2 separate regions of the Homo sapiens genome follow, and region 1 is linked to region 2. Evidence: chromatin contacts called from ENCODE Hi-C or POLR2A ChIA-PET data. All regions are on one chromosome and are shown on one strand. Each heading gives the region's core, a stretch centred on a gene start or an enhancer-like site at or near the end of the contact. The rest is flanking DNA. Distances are from core to core; before and after follow the strand shown.

What was found. Hi-C counts contacts between places; a loop is a spot of excess contacts on that map. ChIA-PET counts read pairs that join two places held with the same protein, here RNA polymerase II (POLR2A). Pooled maps may share reads with other maps.
Region 1: a map of CD4-positive, alpha-beta memory T cell shows a loop between it and region 2 (5-fold over the local background). The contact joins the enhancer-like site here to the promoter of LINC00407 in region 2. A Hi-C loop is called at or near these places in 1 of 168 maps with a recorded cell type or tissue (CD4-positive, alpha-beta memory T cell) and 8 of 50 pooled maps. POLR2A ChIA-PET finds 5 or more read pairs at or near these places in 4 of 52 experiments (HCT116, HEK293, WTC11 and 1 more).

What each region holds. Positions count from the first base shown.
Region 1 is chr13:44,709,107-44,713,037 of GRCh38, reverse strand. The region is part of intron 2 of LOC105370185 (a long non-coding RNA gene); the gene reads left to right. Among named protein-coding and RNA genes, the nearest start is that of LINC00407, 71 kb to the right of the region's middle. Within about 2 kb of position 2,282, at least 7 of the 41 ENCODE cell types and tissues checked have a DNase peak (open chromatin) inside an H3K27ac peak, as active enhancers do; they include HCT116, where a contact is called at or near this core.
Region 2 is chr13:44,639,072-44,642,674 of GRCh38, reverse strand. LINC00407 (long intergenic non-protein coding RNA 407) reads right to left here and starts at 2,306. Exons shown (of 4, transcript NR_149082.1): 1 at 2,232-2,306.

The DNA.
Region 1 (3,931 bases), core at 1,033-3,532, 70 kb before region 2:
CCACCAACGCCTAATTTTTGTATTTTTTAGTAGAGACAGGGTTTCTCCATGTTGCCCAGGCTGGTCTCGAACTCCTGGGTTCAAAGCAATCCACTTGCCTTGGCCTCCCAAAGTGCTGGGATTACAGGCGTGAGCCACTATACCCAGCCTATTTACTCTTCATTAAGTGGTAGTGGATCATCATAAAGGTCTTCATCCTCATCGTCTTCACATTAAGGAGGTAGAGGAGGAGGAAGAAGAGGGATTAGTCTTGCTGTCTCAGGGATGGCAGAGGTGAAAGAAAATCTGGGTATAAGTAGACTCACAAAGTTCACACCCATGTTGTTCAAGGGTCAACTGTCTCTAAAATAAAGTGTCTGTACCTAGTGGATACGCAAGACAATCTTTTGGAGCACAGTAAGAAAACATTTAAACTTAGATTTATTTTGATTTAAAATATGACAGAAGTTGGCCAGGCACAGTGGCTCATGCCTGTGTGCATGAGCACTTTGGGAAGCCAAGGTGGGTGATCACCTGAGGTTGGGAGTTCGAGACCAGCCTGGGCAACATGGTGAAACCCATGTCTACTAAAAATACAAAAAATTAGCTGGGCGTGGTGGCAGGCACCTGTAATCTCAGCTACTTGGGAGGCTGAGGCAGGAGAATTGCTTGAACCCGGGAAGCAGGGGTTGCAGTGAGCCGAGATCATGCCATTGCACTCCAGCCTGGGCCAAAAAGCAAAACTCTGTCTCAAAAAAATAAATAAATAAATGAAATAAATACGACAGAAGTTAAGCTTTACTAATAGTTAATCAATGGATTGGCACTGGTCTCCTCTCTCAGCCCACATGTCAGAAGGTTGAGTGTTCTGGATGATGGAGAAAGAAGCCTGAGGGCATCCCATGATTTGGCTGGAATAATAGCATCACTCTAATTTGATTGTTTTTAGTGTATTGGGACACAGTGCATTTGTGTATGGCAGGTTACATAGATTTATAGCTTTCATAATTTAGTTTTAATAAAGCTAAACTTGAAAAAATAGGTCAGTGACATGAAAATATTTTTTTCTAATGGAATCAGAGAGTAAAGCTAAGAACAAAGTTCTTACTTAGCCAGCATAAGTAAAACCACAAGAATATGGCACAGCAGACACCGCCTTTATTTGTCACATGAGGTAAAAATAAGGACAATCTAGTTCAGTCACATGGTCTCAACTAAAAATATTAGTGAGGGCAGAGTTATGGCTATTTTATTTTTATCTTATCCTTTTGAAAGTTCTATTTTTGTAAATATTTTTAACATACATAATATGTTAAAATGGCTTTATATGTACATAACTTTATAAAGAGATAAACATTTCATGAACTAGTGTTCTCAAACTTTTTTATTACTGGTGGCATGTGCAATCAAAACAGTACAGAGACCACTGCGAAAGAGAAGCAAACTAAAGCAAAAGAATATTCAACTGGCTGGGTGCAGTGGCTCACATCTGTGATCCCAGCACTTTGGGAGACCAAGGTGGGAGGATTGCTTGAGCCCAGGAGTTCAAGACCAGCCTGGGCAACATAGGGAGACCCCGTCTCTACAAAAAACTTAAAAATTAGCTGGGCATGATGGTATGTGCCTGTAGTCCAAGCTAGTTGGGAGGTGGAGGTAGGAGGATCACTTGAGCCTGGGAGGTCAGAGGCTGCAGTGAGCTGTGATCATGCCACTGCACTCTAGCCTAGGCAACCGAGCAAGACCCTATCTCAAAAAAAAAAAAAATTATTATTATTTCTCCAAATTCACAAAGCAAAAGAGTGAGAGCCAGATATAAGTTCTGGCTTGCTAGAGTCCCAACCACAGCCAGCTCCCACCTCTCAGGGGCTCTTTGATCTCCAAACTCCCACCTTCTTAAAATTTTTTTTCTAATATTACACAGTATGTGAATTAAACCCAAGATGTAGTAAAATAATGCTGTGGAAAGAATGAGAGTTCTGGGGTCAGCTGTAGGAATGTTGTCCAGGCCCTGCAATTTATCAGCCCTCTAACTCCCAGGGGTTTCGTTTACTCCTCTATCAAATGCAGGTGAATGACCTCATAGAGTTGCTGTGAGGATTACATGAATTAATAAATACGAAGTTTCCATCCTTCCCAGCCCTTGTGGCTATTATATTTTAATTCTAATTCATGAAATTTAACTCTAGAAAGTGAGTTTGGCCCAAATACTTCCATGAGTCAGGAGTCCTGTGGAAATGAATCATTTCCTCCATCCCCAACATACTCACATAGACAGCACCACCTCCACATCAACCTGAAACCTGAGACACTTTCACTTCAATTCTCCCCAGCCTATGACATCTGCACTGCAGTGCTCCCAGGACTCAACACTGAGCCCCTCTAGGATGCCTCACTCTGCCAAAGAGAATGTTCAGTTTCTTTTTTTTTTCTGGATGTAGTCTCACTCTGTCGCCTAGGCTGGAGCACAGTGGTGGGATCTACAGTGGTGGGATCTCGGCTCACTGCAACCTCTGCCTCCCAGGTTCAAGTGATTCTCCTGCCTCAGCCTCCCGAGTAACTGGGATTACAGACGCCCGCCACCACACCTAGCTAATTTTTGTATTTTTAGTAGAGAAGGAGTTTCACCATGTTGGCCAGGCTGGTCTTGAACTCCTGACCTCGTGATCTGCCTGCCTCGCTCCCCCAAAGTGCTGGGATTACAGGCGTGGGCCACCATGCCCCGCCTCAAGAATGTCCAGTTTCTATAACTCTCTTGGCAATACTAATGTACCATGTCACTAGGAGGCTAGATATGGAAGCCATGTTCCCTAGGGAGTCATATCAGAGTCTTGGAGTGGTGGTTTGGCAAAGTAGATCAATATAAAGGTGTAATTTTATTTTTATTTTTATTTATTTTTTTCATTTGTTTCTTTTTCTCTCTTTCTTTTTTTTGAGACAGAGTCTTGCTCTGTTGCCAGGCTGGAGTGCAGTGGCGTGATCTGGGCTCACTGCAACCTCTGACTCCCTGGTTCAAGCGAGTCTTCTGCCGAGTAGCTAGGATTACAGGCACGCACCACCACGCCCAGTTAATTTTTATATTTTTAGTAGAGATGGGGTTTCACCATGTTGGCCAGAATGGTCTCGATCTCTTGACCTCGTGATCTGCCCACCTTGGCCTCCCAAGTGTGCTGGGATTACAGGCATGAGCCACCGTGCCCAGCCTCATTTGTTGTATTTTTTTTAACTCAGCATCTAAAAGGGTATAATTTTATACTTAGAAAAAAGCTTGCATAATACAAACTACAAAAGGTAAAACTCAACAGGCCATGTTAACTGGTGAGGATATCCAGAAGAACCTGTGACTGTAATGGTGGGAGGTGGGAGGGAGTAGAGTTAGGGGAGCTCCTAAAGGAGGGAATTTCAGAAAAGGGTGAGTGTGAGAGTTTTATGTCTATAAAATGGGGACAAGGCTTAAAAACTAATGAGCAAGAGGACAGACAAAAGATTTGAAGAGACACTTCACCAAAGAAGACATTCAGGTGGAAAAAAAAGCATATAAATGGATGCTCAGCATCATTGGTCATTAGGGACATACACATTAAAATCATGAGGAGGTATCATGACACACCTTTTACAATGGCTTAAGAAAGAAGAACAAACTGAAAATACCAAGGATGATACCTCATACCTCGTTGGTGGGGATTCAAAATGGTCCAGTCATTTTGGAAAACAGTATGCCTACCATACAACACAGCAACCCCACTCCAAGGTATATACCATGTGAACTGGAAACTTATGTTTTCACAAAACCTATACATGGATGTTTATATTAGCTTAACTCATAATCAACCTAAACTGGAAACAGCCTAGATGTCCTTCAACTGGTGAATGGATAAACCATATCTATGCAATGAAATACTGCTCAGCAACAAAAAAGAATAAACGATTGATCTATACAACAACATAGATGAAT
Region 2 (3,603 bases), core at 1,057-3,556:
AGGCTGAGCAAGAGAATCACTTGAGCCCAGGAGGCGGAGGTTGCAGTGAGCCAAGATGGTGCCATTGCACTCCAGCCTGGGCGATAGAGTAAGACTCCATCTAAATAAATAAATAAATAAATAAATAGAAAAAGATGCACAGGAGAACACACTTCTCTCCTTTGCTGGATACCTTCATACCCGCATATGATGCCTGGAAGTGCTGCAGCCCCTGGAGCCCATGAGAGGAGACATGGGCAAGACACTGGGGATGTTGAGCTGCTGAACCAGAAAGAGGAAAGCACCCAGGTACTTCACGGCATCAGGGTCCCGCGGTAGTAAGCAAACCTAGAACTACCCTCCCCGTGGACTTCTAGTTATGTGAGTGAGATAAGAAGCCCATTATGGGCTAGCGCCATGGCTCACGCCTGTAATCCTAGCACTTTGGGAGGCCGAGGTGGGTGGATCACTTGAGGCCAGGAGTTGGAGACTAACCTGGCCAACATGTTGAAACTCCATCTCTACTAAAAATACAAAAATTAGCAGGGCGTTGTGTGTGCCTGTGATCTCAGCTACTCAGGAGGCTGAGGCAGGAGAATCACTTGAAGCTGGGAGGCAGAGGTTGCAGTGAGCCAAGATGGCACCACTGCACTCCAGCCTGGGTGACAGAGCAAGACCCTGCCTGAAAAAAAAAAAGAAAAAAAAAAAAGAAGAAGAAAAAGCCTGTTACTAGGCCGGGCATGGTGGCTTACACCTGTAATCCCAGCACTTTGGGAGGCCGAGGCGGGTGGATCACCTGAGCCCAGGAAGTGGAGGCTGCAGTGAGCCCTGATTGTACTACTGCACTTCAGCCTGGGCCATAGAATGAGACCCTGTCTCCAAACACACACACACAAAGAAGCCTGTTATGTTTAAAGCACTTCAGGATTGGCAAGTCTTCTGTGGCTCACAGGCAAAAGCTTTCCAACAGACACATCTTTTATAATAACCCAGGCTTATGATAAGACAATCAGGGATGAGAGCCCTGAAGGTGGTAAAGGGACCATAGACCCAGGCAAATATGTTGTCCCAGCCACCTGGATTCAGTTGCTCATTTAAATCACTAAAAAAATCACTAAAAACTATAGTTCCTTAGTCCTCTATATCCATTCATTCACTCATTAAGTGATTATTCAGTGAGCTCTTCCTATGGTTTTGCTATAAAGGACACCAAGAAACAGAGTATCTAGCAGTGACTTAGTACTTGAGCATCCCCCGAGAACTTCACATACACCTCATTTGATGCCCTGAAGAACCCAGTGAAACCAATATTATTATTATTCTCATTTTATCTATTAGAAATGTGAGGCTCAAAAAGATTGTTGAAATTTCCATAACCTGACTTTAAGTCCAGGGATTTTTTTCCACCAAACCCAAATTGCATGTTGCCCTCAGGAAGCTTAAGGTATAAAAGTAGGGATCTAGGTTATGCATATATTTAAAATTAAATAACAAACAAGATTTAGATAGCAATACAAATAGTTATTCAGAATTTTTACAGGGTAGTAAGTAGTTAAGGACCAAACTGGTAAGGGAGAGAATAAGCATTGTTCAAAAGGAACTTAGTACTCTTGATGGAGAAGCAGATTTTATGCTCACTGCAAATGGAAAAAATCTTTCCCATACAAGCACTAACAGCTCATATTTGGAATCTGACATAATCATATAAAAACTATTGCTAACTTCAAACAAGTAAAAAAATGCATAAACTAGACTCATATTTCTTATCAGATCTTTGTCACCTACTTTTGTCACCTCTAAATAGTTAATTCTATTTATAGAAAAGAATAGTTAAGCTTGAAAGAACTTGATAAAATAACTTCATTTGAAAAGCACTAATGTGTAGATATTAAGAATATTGGAAAAAAGGATTTAAGGTAATCTTGATTTGCCCCAATAATAACTGAAGTGAATGAAACACATTAACATTAGGTTCTTATTTTTACTAACTTCATGGAATTACTAATACTCAAGCACTCTACAACAGCGTTGCCTGATTCATTAGCCAGTAGTCACTAGGTACATTTGGCTATTTAAATTTTAATAAAAGCTGGGCACTGTTGTTCATGCCTGTAATCCCAGCATTTTGGGAGCCCAAGGCAGGTGGATCACTTGAGCTCAGGAGTTCAAGACCAGCCTGGGCAACATGGTGAAATCCCATCTCTACTAAAAATAAAAATTAAAAAAAATTAGCCAAGCATGGTGGTACTCACCTATAGTACCAGCTACTTGAGAGGCTGAGGCAGGAGGATCATTTGAATCATATGATTCTGGTGACAGAGGTTGAAGTGAGCTGAGATCGCACCATTGCACTCCAGCCTGGATGAGGAAAGTGAAACCCTGTCTCAAAAAAAAAAAAAAAAGTAAAGGGAGGCTGAGGCAGTAGGATAACTTGAGGCCAAGAGTTCAAGACCAACCTGGGTAGCACAACAAGACTCCATCTGTACAAAAAATAAAATAAAATTTGCCACATGGATGGTGCATGCCTGTAGTCCCAGCTACTCAGAAGGTTGAGATGGGAGGATTACTTGAGCCCAGGATATACAGGATACATGAGCTGTGATTGAGCCACTGCACCCCAGCCTGGGTGACAGAGTGAGATCCTGTCTTTAAAAATAAATAAATAAAATGTAAACTTTTGTTCCTCAGTTGCACTAGCCACATTTCATGTCCTCAATAGCCACATGTGGTTAGTGGTTATCATATTGGACCATGCAAATATACAACATTATCATCTTTGCAGAAGTTCTACTAGACAATGCTGCTCTAGATCCTGGCAAATGAGAGGCTATCATGAGGAATAGAAAATGATTTTTTAAAAGAAAATGGGTGGCTGGGCACGTTGGCTCACATCTGTAATCCCAGCACTTTGGGAGGTCGAGGTGGGTGGATCATCTGAGATTGGGAGTTCAAGACCAGCCTGACCAACATGGAGAAACCCCATCTCTACTAAAAATACAAAATTAGCCGGGCATGGTGGCACATGCCTGTATCCCAGCTACTCAGGAAGGCTGAGGCAGGAGAATCGCTTGAACCCAGGAGGTGGAGGTTGTGGTGAGCTGAGATCGTGCCACTGCACTCTAGCCTGGGCAACAAGAGCGAAACTCAGTCTCAAAAAAAAAAAAAAAAAAACGAAAATGGAGAAAATATGGAGTCCTCCTTATAGCACTTCTCATTGCTTTGTATAATTATTGCATCAGAGTTGCCTTATTCATTCATTATTTTAATACTCACTAGGCACCGTATTATATTAAAAGCTGTATAAATGTACTACTTAAGTTCTGCTAGGAACTGGCAGTTGTTTCTCCCAGAATCTAGCACCTAACACTGTTCAGGAAAATAGTTCTATTGAATAATTACTGATTGACTGAATGGCTCTGAGGAACACTGCAGACATTAAGACTTCTGCTGCTGTTAAACAGGTCAAGAGTGAGAATAGAAGCTCCATTGCAGAAGACAAATTCTTTTACTTTTTTTTTGAGATGGAGTCTTGCTCTGTTGCCCAGGCTGGAGTGTAGTGGTGTGATCTTGGCTCACTGCAACTTCTGCCTCCTGGGTTCAAGCAATTCTCCTGCCTCAGCCTCC